2 separate regions of the Homo sapiens genome follow, and region 1 is linked to region 2. Evidence: chromatin loops called from intact Hi-C (ENCODE). Cell type or tissue: heart right ventricle. All regions are shown on one strand. Each heading gives the region's core, and the rest is flanking DNA. Links, peaks and the distances in the headings are about the cores only. Region 1 overlaps PIP5K1B (phosphatidylinositol-4-phosphate 5-kinase type 1 beta). Region 2 overlaps PIP5K1B (phosphatidylinositol-4-phosphate 5-kinase type 1 beta).

Region 1 (5,380 bases), core at 305-5,304, 54 kb after region 2:
AAAGGGCAGGCTTATTATACACAGGGGTCTGGGACTGGGCTTGGGGAAGCCAGGCAAAGGGACTCAGGGGCTGCCACAAGGATGCCAGGAGAAGATGGTATGTGTCAGGAGGACTCAGTGCAGGATGAGGCTGTTCAGGTCTTTTCAGACGCAGAGCTCAGAAACGGCAGCTCTGATTGGCAGTCAGGGAAGCAGTCCATGGGGAGCAGGGAATAAGCTAGGTCAAGCTGGCCCTTCCGGCCAGCACTCATGCTAAAGGAAATAGAATTCCAGGGTCTGAGATGTCAAGCCAAAATATGAAAGGAGAGGTGGGGGCGCCAAGAAGCAGGGGGAGGTCAGCCATAGGTTAAGAGGCTTAACAAATCCGTCTGGGAACAACAAAGAAGCTGGGGTCCAAAGGTCTGGGATTCTTGGATTTGCTACTGCTAAGTCCTTAAGAGCTCCCTGGCACCACCAGAAAGGGTCTTCTGACAATATGTGGCTCTCATATTATGTGGCCACTTTCCTCTTCTACCCCACATGCTCTCCCTATTAACTGCCCCAAAACCAAACAACTATAGCTCCCGGAACACATTGTGCTATTTCACACCCATTGTTTCATACCTATTGTTCTCTTATCCTAGAAATATGCTTCTACTGCTTTGCCTATCCGGAGAAAGCTTCTCATCCTTTAAAAGCAAGCTACAATGTTCCCTACTCTAATCTTCACAATATAATATCATTGCACATACTAGACTGTATGGCAATTGATAAAAAATAAAGGTCGTGCACCTCATGCTTGGCATGTAGTGTGCTTGCAATATGTGCTGATAAGTGAATAGAAGCATATATCCTAATATAGGTTTAGTTCACCTTTCTCTGCCTGGGGTGCTGATACAGTAATACATTTCTCTAACTGGTTTGTTTCTAGAGCCTTAGCCATACTGTCTCACAGGAATTTTAGCAGAGGAGATTCCTGATTGATAGGTGCTGGCCTCAGCTCAGACTAACCTTGCAGACCCTCTGGGTCTCTGCAGCCCCTCAGCCAGCACTGAGGCTCAGCTCTGCAAAGCAAGGGCAATATTGGGGCGATGTCAACCACATATCCTATTGCAATCATCCAGTGAGTTGGCCTTTCAGAGGATGACCTGAAGAGAGAGAGAGGTAACTCTAGGAAGGGGATTCTGAGCCTTGGGGAAGAAGGAAGGGAAGGAACAACGGGCTCCAAGAGATTCACGATCCATCACGAGGATGGGCATTTTTTGGGGGGAGGAGAGTTCACAGCATTCATACGATTTACTAAGAGGCCCTTGACTATTAAATATTAATATTCACCATTCCAGAAATAGGCTTTCCTTGAGGCAGCTCTGCTCAGAGCACCAGCTGTTGAATCCAGATCCCAGAGGACTTGGTCATGGTCAGGACAGATCAGGGAAGGGAGCTGAGTTCCCCTACAGCTCAGCATTTACACACTCCCATACCAGCCCAAGAGAAGCCTTTCTGAAGGCAGATGTACATATTTTGAAGAATGTCCAGGATCTGTGTCTTGTACAACTGCAAATGCAGTGAGTAAGAGGGAGTTAGCCTCAGGATACCTCTACCTTGACCTTTATGTTCCTTAGAACAACAAACCTGCCAAAGAATAAAAAATAAAAAGGCAAATCTCCAGGGTCTCACTTGTGATGAAAAGTTTGGTTTGACCTCGCGGTCTCAGTCCTGAGCTCAGGAAACACTAATAAATAGACAAATCCTGAGCAATGGCTCTTTTACATTTGCTTTTTTTTTTTTTTCTGGCAGAGAAGCATGTGGTATTAGAAGGCAGCAGATAAAGGCTTTCCATACTAAAGAGGCAAGAAGCACACAAAAGAGAAAGCAAACTTAAAACTGGAGAGGCTGACACTAAACTCTGGGGAATTGAGAGTCACTTTTTACCCACATCCTGTAAAGGGCAGAAAAAACACAGGAAAAAGATTTCTACTAAAATATGTGTGTTCTGTTTTTACGTTTTTTGAATAGAAAAACATGCATCACTCAAATCCACTCAGATATCTGAATATCTGCTGGACGTTTTTTGTTCGTCTGTTTGCTTGGTTCCTACTGCTCCTTCCCTGACTTCTGAAAAGATAATTAAAAAAAAATCCTCAGAGTGAGACTTTAAGTTTTAGTTGTTAGAAGCACATGCCTTTGTACCCAAACAGATGTGGGCTCTGTCATTGACTTGGTAAGTAATGCTGGATAAGTTTCTGAATCTCTTTAAGAACCCAATTCTTCAGCAATTAAAATGGAAGTATGAATAGTACTGACTCCAAAGAATTGCTGAGAGAATTAAGTGAAATGATGCATTAAAAAAACCTTAGACTAACCTGGCATACTGTAAGCATTCAATAAACGGTAGCTAAACAATAGGAGTAACATCTCTGTCAATAAAGAAAAACAATTCTAAGGACACATTTTTGTGCACAATCATGCAAGCTATAACAGGCAGAAAGGAAGAAATAAAAAAAAAAAAAACAGAAACAGTAGACCTGTGTTCCTTAGTGGAAATTCCCTACTTTATACCTTAGAAGGGGTGTCAGACTGTCTTCCTCACCTTCACGTGAGTTTGGGTCTGGCAGAGAAGTGTCTCCCCTCCCCTATAACAACATGGGTCATCCGTCCAGGCCCATGGAAAGTGCAGAAAACCACAGCCTGTGCCATCATGCTTTCTGCCCACCTCCACTACCCAACTTAGCCAAGTGGCTGGACGGTTCTCCCATGATTATTATCCTTCAGAAGTTATTAGCACTGCATTTTTCTTTTCTCTAAAAAAATTTTTATCTCTTTTCACCATGTTAGAAAAAATCTTCCCTTAGTTTTTTTTTTTTTTTTTTTTTTAAAGCATTGCAGCCTGGGGGAATTCCTCCCCACTTTGGACAATCACTCCAGCTAAGTTTGCATGGAATGGTGTCTGCCCTAATTGGCAAGCTTCATTCCTGCTCACCTCTTATTCAGACCACATAAAATAATTTCAGCAAACGTGCTGCTCATATCATAGTTTTGCATCCACACTGATCTCTAGGGAGCCATTATTAATCCCAAGTACATTTTCTTTAAACTTGTCTCCCCAGTTCGAGTCTTACTTCTTCCAAGATTTCTATACGGCTTTTCTTACTCAACACCACATTAAACCTAAATTCTATTTCTTTCTAGTTAAACTATCTTCCCCACAGCGGAGAAAGAAAAGAAAACAAAGCTTTCTTGTTTCATTTTATCAAAGAAAGCTGACTTAGCTTATTAGTAAAATCAACAGAGATGTAGGTTAAGGACTCTAGATAACTCCCTTATCATCTACCAATTCCTTCAATATCAGGGAAGCATGGCTCAGCGCCAGGATTGGGAAAGATAGGATTCCACATGTCTGCCACTTTGGACATTCCTTATTTCTATGCTTTCAATAAGTGGCAGCCACAGTTTACATGAGCACAGAGTTCAAAGGAAATCACAACAATCAAACTTCCTTACCCGGCAGTCTCTCTGAAGTGTTTTCATAAGCGCGTTGTATGTTTCCGTATCAAAATACAACCCTTCGTGCATGTCTTGCAGGAAATCTAAGTCCTTAAATGTGGGGTTGGATTTCTCTCTCTCTTTACGGGATGCTCTTCGCTTATACGTTGAGCCTTTCAAGTCATATGTAAAGTGCATTCTCATGGAGCGTGGCAAAACGTTGTTCATCACCACAATCCTGATATTAATGCCTCCTGATTGCATACAATACAGTCCGTAAAATTTTGGCAAAAGAGTCCTTGGATTCTGGTTTAAATTCTAGAAACCAAAAAAAGAAAAATATATTTACAATCTTCTATTTTGACAAAATAATGCTCCACTAAAGATGTGTTTTCATGCTGATATAATAATTAAAAATGGGATGTGATTATCTTTATTAATGTTCATTACTAAAATTTTGCTGTTTCTAATCTATTTCTTAAGTCTGCTTACTGGACAGCAATTTTATTATTCTAAACTCAGGGCAGTGAAAGTGACTGGATTGGACATAATGTCCCAAATTGGCTCCAACTAAAAACAGGCAAGGAATTGACTGGTGCCATGAGTGACTATTCTCTAAGGTAGCCAAAGAGAAAACGAATTGCCAAGGTATGAGGGATGAACATTTAAAATTTTAATAGCTCCTGCAAAACTGTCTTCCAAAATGGCAGACCAATTTACAACCACACTATGTAAGACTGTACATAGATTTTCCCATTACTCTTACCAGGGCTGAATAGTACCCAAACTTTAAAATCTTTGTAAGCATGATTAGTGAAAAATAGAAACCTGTTTTTAAAAATTTGAATGCCATTGATTACTTATGTATTTTTAGTCACCTTAAAGATAATTTTGCTCATTTTTTTCTGCAGGTTTTTGTCACTGTTGAAATTCTTGATATACTCTGGATATTTATCATTTCTCTCATCTATATGGGGTAGTTTCTTCTAGTCTGTTGTCTTTTTTATTATTTAAAAAAACAGGGAGGCTGGGCACTGTGGCTCACGCCTGTAATCCCAGCACTTTGGGAGGCCAAGGCGGGTGGATCACGAGGTCAGGAGTTCGAGACCAGCCTGGCTAGCATGGTGAAACCCTGTCTCTACTAAAAATTAAAAAATTAGCCTGGCCTGGTGGCGCATGCCTGTAATCCCAGCTACTCGGGAGGCTGAGGCAGGAGAATTGCTTTAACCCGGCAGGCAGAGGTTGCACTAAGCCGAGATCATGCCACTGCACTCCAGCCGGGGTGACAGAGCGAGACTCTGTCTCAAAAAAAAAAAAAAAAAAGAAAAAAAATAGGGAATACATGCCTACTTTTGTTCCCTTTTAAAGTAGATAAGAAATTAAAATAGTTTACAAAACGGCATGTAGTCAATGAAAAGTGTCTCTGCTATCCTTGATTCTTCCCCCAATTCTCAACATTTGAGAAAACCACTGCTCTCACTTTATTTCATTCCAGAAATATTCAAGGTGCTTATATTAATTTTGTGTCTGGTATTTTTGGTTATATAAATGTGTTGCCTTAAATTTTTTTTTTTAATTTTTTGAGAGACGGAGTCTTACTCTGTCACCCAGACTGGAGTGCAGTGGCATGATCTTGGCTCACTGCAACCTCCGCCTCCCAGGTTCAAGTGATTCCCCTTCCTCAGCTTCCCAAGTAGCTGGGACTACAGGTGTGTGCCGCCACACCCAGATAATTTTTGTATTCTTAGTAGAGACAGGGTTTCACTATATGTCGGCCAGGCTGGTCTCGAACTCCTGACCTCAAGTGATCCTCCTGCCTTGGCCTCCCAAAGTGCTGGGATTACAGGCATGAGCCACTGCACTTGGCCTAAATGTGTTGCCTTTTGATGTGGTCATGTTTATTTACTTGTTTCTTATT
Region 2 (5,380 bases), core at 181-5,180:
GGACTACAGTCAAGATGTAACTATACAGGGAAACTGGAAGGGTGTAGGAGGAGGGGGTGGGAACAGTACACATACGTGGTATGTGTCGGGTGGAGAAAAGACAGCTAAATCTTCGTCTTCTATAGTGGGCAGTTATTAGCTAATGCCTACACCCAATAGATCAAGCAATAACAATATAAGCATGTTATTTAGAAAAACCAAAGTAATTGCCAAAGGAATCAGCTCAAAGAGTTGAAGGTGATTGCACATGAAGACGTAGGGGGAGGTGGACTACGGCTTGCTCTTTTTCTTAACACATGTTACACGACTATTTGTTAAACTCTGGGCATAGAGTTTTGTTACAAAAATAATTTATAAATTTTAAAATCAATCAATACCTTTTTTAATAAATAAAAGGGCTGGATGACATGATGGCCAAAGTTCCCTCTCATCTCCAAAGCTCCGTGATTCTTTCAGGATGAGTTTTACCACTTAGGTTGGAAAGGCAGGAGGGTGAACAGGGAAAAGGCGAAGGCTCGACCGGTTCCCTAAATGAGCTTTGACCTGGCCTTCGAATACCTGGCCTCTCTCCTGTCACAACTCAGTGACCACACAGAAAGCAGCAGGTGAGGGTGGTTGGAATTAGGAGGACACCAACTGAAATGCACTCATACATAAATAAAAGACAAAAAATCTTCTCCCAGACAAAGTGCTTAGTCTGAACCATTCTTCCAGTGTGATGAGAAGCAATGAAAGAAAAGACAGAGAAACTCTACCATTATTTTTTTCCCCATGTAGCCTTCAGGATGAAATTTGCATTATAGCCAAATCCTTCATTTTGAAAACAAATCTGGTCATTTTTAAGTTATTTGTGACCTTCCACACACTAATTTTTAATAGGGCTGGCTGGAAAAATAATGAGCTCCATTACTTCATTACACATGTCACCTTTATTACTTTATCCTTGAAAACAGGTTATTAAATGATTCCATTTTAGATTAATATTATTCTGAATGGAGAGTTTAACATTGTCTCCTAGTTCCCTCCTTACACTTACCTAATTCTCCTGCACCCATAACTATCATGAACTAAATGCAAAGGCAGGTTGTGGTAGAGGCGTTTGGTCTGTCTGTGGGGAGGCTGGGCCAGCTTGGTGCTGTGAAGTGAATGAGTCCTCAGCAGCAGGTTTATGTTAGTGGACTTCCCCAGTGAAATTCCTTCCCTCCCAAATCAACAAGTCATTTAAATTACAGGAGATAAGGCTCACTACTGTGGTGATGACTCCACAGGTAACAGAAGGATTAAACAGAGGATGTCGGGACCAACTTTCTACTTGCCTTGGAAGAAATTGTTTGTTACTCTTCCTGTATGTTTGAAGCATATCAGAGAAACAAAAATGAATCTTGGGATTCTTGCAGACCCCCCAGCTAGAGGACCTCTGGGTGGAGGAGACATGGCCAGAACTGGTAACATGAACCTGGAAGTTCACCTGTTACAGATCCCAGGCCCACACAGGGAACACTACTTTGTACACAACACAAGAGCTAGGCTCAGAAGGCAAATGGAAATACAGTGGTTGGGCCAAAGGGAAACGTCTCGAAGAGAGGCCATGGCAGGGAAGGCAGCTGAATGGGTATGGACAAGCTCCTGGGAAGGGTGCTGCCCTGTGTGAGGCTGCTGGCCAGGGGCTCTCTAGGGTGAGACGAAATTTGCATAAGGCCAGCTTCACCCAAGAGTGCAACTGTCACGTGGACAAAGCAAACAGCAGAGTGAAATGGTCAGGGTGGAGAGGGGGACTCTCAAGGCTCAGAAGGACCAAACTGACCTTTAAGCAAAGAGGGGGAGTCAGTGGAGGCCAAGGAATCTGAAAGAGAATTACCCTGCTTGACTACAGAACCAAGGATCTCTGTAGACTCAGGGAGGTCACGAATAGCTGCTGGGCAGAAATGTATGTTGGCTTCAGGTCAGAGGAACCACACTGGGAAGCAGGTTTGGGGCTGGCTGAAGCATTTCCCAGAGGTGTTGCTAACCTAAAATACCTTTGTTAAATGAAGTTTAGCCTAAAGCTGCCTCCTTACATATTTAAGTTTGGCCTAAAGGTTTTTCTGTACATCGATAACTATACAACAAGCGGAAGTGTAAACCAACCATAGTTTACATTTGTGCCAACCACTGAGTCTTGGCCAATCAGATGTAGCCAACTGTTCGGACCGTGTTCAAATAAGGCAAACGCCGAGCTCTGACCAAGCCAGTAGTTTCTGTGCCTCACTTCGGTTTTCTGCACGCCACTTTCCTTTTGCCGTCCATAAATCTTCTTCCACCACGTGTCGGCGCTGGAGTCTCTCTGAATCTGCTATATGATTCTGGGGGCTGCCCGATTCACATATTGTTCACTGCTCAAGTAAACTCCTTTCAATTTAATTCAGCTGAACTTTTTCTTTTAACACCTTTAAGGCAAAAAGTCACTTTTGCTTAGGGCCTGTCCAGGCATGTCTGAAGTATGAGAAAGGAACTGAGGTCCTGTTCTCCTTACTAGAATCTGAAAACATATCCACTTTGCTATGGTTTTATATTTCTGGCATTACATGTTATGTCCTCTTAATTTCTTCAGAGAGTCCAGCTGTGTCTCAGCTGAACCACAGACAGGTGCTGTTTCACTACTCAGAAAGAACAGAGAGGGGAGAAGAGTTTATTTCCAAAGAACTTTTATATCCTAGTGTGGGTAAGAATTTCTTAAGGAGCTTGCCAAAATGCAGACTTCAGGGCTCCATTTCTAGAGGTAGGTACCCTGATGTAGGAGCTAGTCACACTGAGAAGCATTTCTCTAGAGGCTCCACGAAGGAGGGCAGAGAATTGAAGAGTGTCTACAAAGGTACATCCACTACCAGCAAACCATTCTTCCAGAGACATAGCACTAGTGTTTTAAGTCAAGGGAAATAAAGATGTAGTGTTTTAGTTCCAGAATTAAGAGGCAAAGAATGGATAAAGAAGTCTTTTTTTTTTTGTCAGTTAAAATATTCAAAAATTGGCCAACAGTTTTCCCACTTTTTTTGGCAATATGATTTATCCATAAACTAAATCGATTTAAAAATCTTAGTAACACACAAAAAGTACCCAGAAATATTATCTCACATGAATTCCTCAAAAAATGTGAATGTTCTTTGAATTAATGCTGAATCCTAAATTATTCTTCATATAATGTCAGATATCTGAAAAATTCACTTCAATTTCCTGCCCTGGCAGAAATATATGAGGGATCATTTGAAAAGCTAATCACTTCAGAAGTAATTCTATAATTTGTCAAAAAGGAAAAAAGACATCTGGCAAAATCCAGGTGCAGACTAATGTGATGTAAATCCATGTTTTTTCTTCTATTTTTTTTTTTTCTGGGGGTGGGGAGGAAAAACTAAACTAACAGGCATATTATAAAACTTCTGCAGGTTCCTTTTTTTTTTTGAGGCAAGGTCTCGCCTCTGTTGCCCAGGCTGGAGTGCAGTGGCATGATCACAGCTCACTGAAACCTGGAACTCCTGGATTCAAGCAATCCTCCCATCTTAGCCTCCCAAGTAGCTGGGACTACAGGCACGTGCCACCATGCTCAGATGTGTTTTTTGTTGTTGTTGCTGTTGTTGTTGTAGAAATGAGGTCTTGCTAAGCTGCCCAGGTTGGTCTCGAACTCCTGGGCTCAAGAGATCTTCCTGCCTCACCTCCCACAGTGCTGGGATTAGAGGCATGAGCCATCACTCGCAGCCAGGTTCCAACTTTTTCAGCATGTGCCTCAGCCACAACTGGAGAGAGATGTGACACCACTCAGGTTCACTGGTAATGCTATAATGGTTTTGATTTTTAAAATGGAATATCCTTCTTTCAAGAGACTGAAGAATAAGGAAGGTTTTTGCTTCTCTAAACATGTGGTATCATTTGCTTGATGACTTCATTTCTTGACACTTGGGAAAAGGTGACTAAATCCTTTCTTTACTAAGAATGAAAGAATGTGACCACATTTTCCCCTCATTCTGTGTTTGCTCCAGACTAAGAAAGATTCAGATAAGATGTTGCAGGGGTGGTGGGTTCACAAATGATGTATTGGTAATAAAGCAGAAATGTTTTGTAAGGGCATGGGTGATGGCTATCTGCTCCCAAACTGTGTCACCTGCCTTATCAGAGGGAGTCTCACTTGGGTTCCTCAAGCTTACAAGCCTCTTTGAGGAATTCTCAAACTAAAGATCTATCCCATGTGTCTAGAATTAGCTAAGACATTTCTATGAGTATTTACAACCAGCACAGTACCAGGGAATGCATTACTGATTGTCAGACAGACTTATTGGTAAATACTGGAGTCTCTAATTGCACAGATCATTAAAAAATTTATGGCTACTTTACATAGTACTATTACAATGGCATGAGAATAAATTGGTTCCATGATTACTTCTATAAAAGCCTAAATTGATTCCTGTTCTTGCACTCACACTACCTTTGTAAAGCTTTGACCCTTTCCTCTCTCTCTCTTTTAAAAAAGATCCTGTGTCTATCTAGCTTTTGCTCCATGTGTTGTGGTTGTTTTTATCCTATCTCAACTCTACTTTGCAATGCTGGGGCCCAGAGTTGCAAACGATATCCCATAGGCCTCTTGACTAGGTCCTGTCAGTCAAGGCATTGCAGGAGTTGGATGAGAAGGTGGCAGGAGGACAGAAGCTGCTGGCTTTCTGCTCTCATTTATCTTTCTTCCATTTCAGGGCAGTGTCTCTGGAGGTGGCTATGTTCTTGCACTATCCCAGCTCTTCAGGTAGCATCCTCCGCCACTGTCCCTTCTCCAAGGCGGCAGCAGGTATCGTGGCAGAGCTCATGGTGGGAGCTGCCTCCTGCAGTTATTTACCTGAGTTTCTGGAATTTCCCCCTTCAGTCTTCCAGCCTCCCCACATTCTGTAACCAATTCCCTTTGAAATTCCAAGTGTGTTTTCCATTTCCTGAAAGGACTCTAACAAAGCACTCCATGATGGCTTTTTGTCAAAAACATCATGCCCTTTACAGTGAGACTTATGCGGCAGCTGCAAGGTATTAGTGTCTCAAATCACTTGGTTATTTTATTTCAACAAATGTTTTATGGGGCTTACTATGTGCCACAAGGTATAAATGCTTTCTAATTGTTATTTCATTTAATCTTTATAACAACTCTGGGGGCAGTAGTATAGTAATTCACACTTTACAAATGAGGAAACTGAGGCACATGACGAGCAAGTAACTTGCCCAATGTTAGATCACTAGAAGTGGCAGTTTGAGAGCTAATGTCCTAAGGGATGATTTAGCAAGACGCATGAGCATCTTTACCCACCACCATCTGAGGTGGTGGGGGTAGGAAGGTCTGTTTGCAAGGCAGGAGTCAGCAGATTAAGAAACATAA

What was found. Hi-C counts contacts between places; a loop is a spot of excess contacts. Peaks named below come from ENCODE experiments on the same cell type or tissue, not always from the same donor. Only the 100,000 strongest peaks of a DNase experiment are listed, where the experiment ranks them.
Region 1: a loop joins it to region 2, with 2.0 times the contacts of the local background. A loop is called at or near these places in 5 of 110 quality-filtered maps.

Annotation. Positions count from the first base shown.
Region 1 is chr9:68,892,739-68,898,118 of GRCh38, reverse strand. PIP5K1B (phosphatidylinositol-4-phosphate 5-kinase type 1 beta) reads right to left here. Exons shown (of 16, transcript NM_003558.4): 8 at 3,481-3,780. Among named protein-coding and RNA genes, the nearest start is that of PABIR1, 120 kb to the right of the region's middle. RefSeq lists an enhancer at 1,821-1,970. In heart right ventricle, for the core only: no CTCF peak of the experiment used is centred there; no DNase peak of the experiment used is centred there; H3K4me3 peaks cover 692 bases; H3K27ac peaks cover 3,330 bases.
Region 2 is chr9:68,946,701-68,952,080 of GRCh38, reverse strand. The region is part of intron 14 of PIP5K1B (phosphatidylinositol-4-phosphate 5-kinase type 1 beta); the gene reads right to left. Among named protein-coding and RNA genes, the nearest start is that of PRKACG, 65 kb to the left of the region's middle. RefSeq lists enhancers at 999-1,618, 1,619-2,238, 4,668-5,344. In heart right ventricle, for the core only: a CTCF peak has its summit at 2,312; a DNase peak (open chromatin) is centred at 2,279; H3K27ac peaks cover 1,419 bases.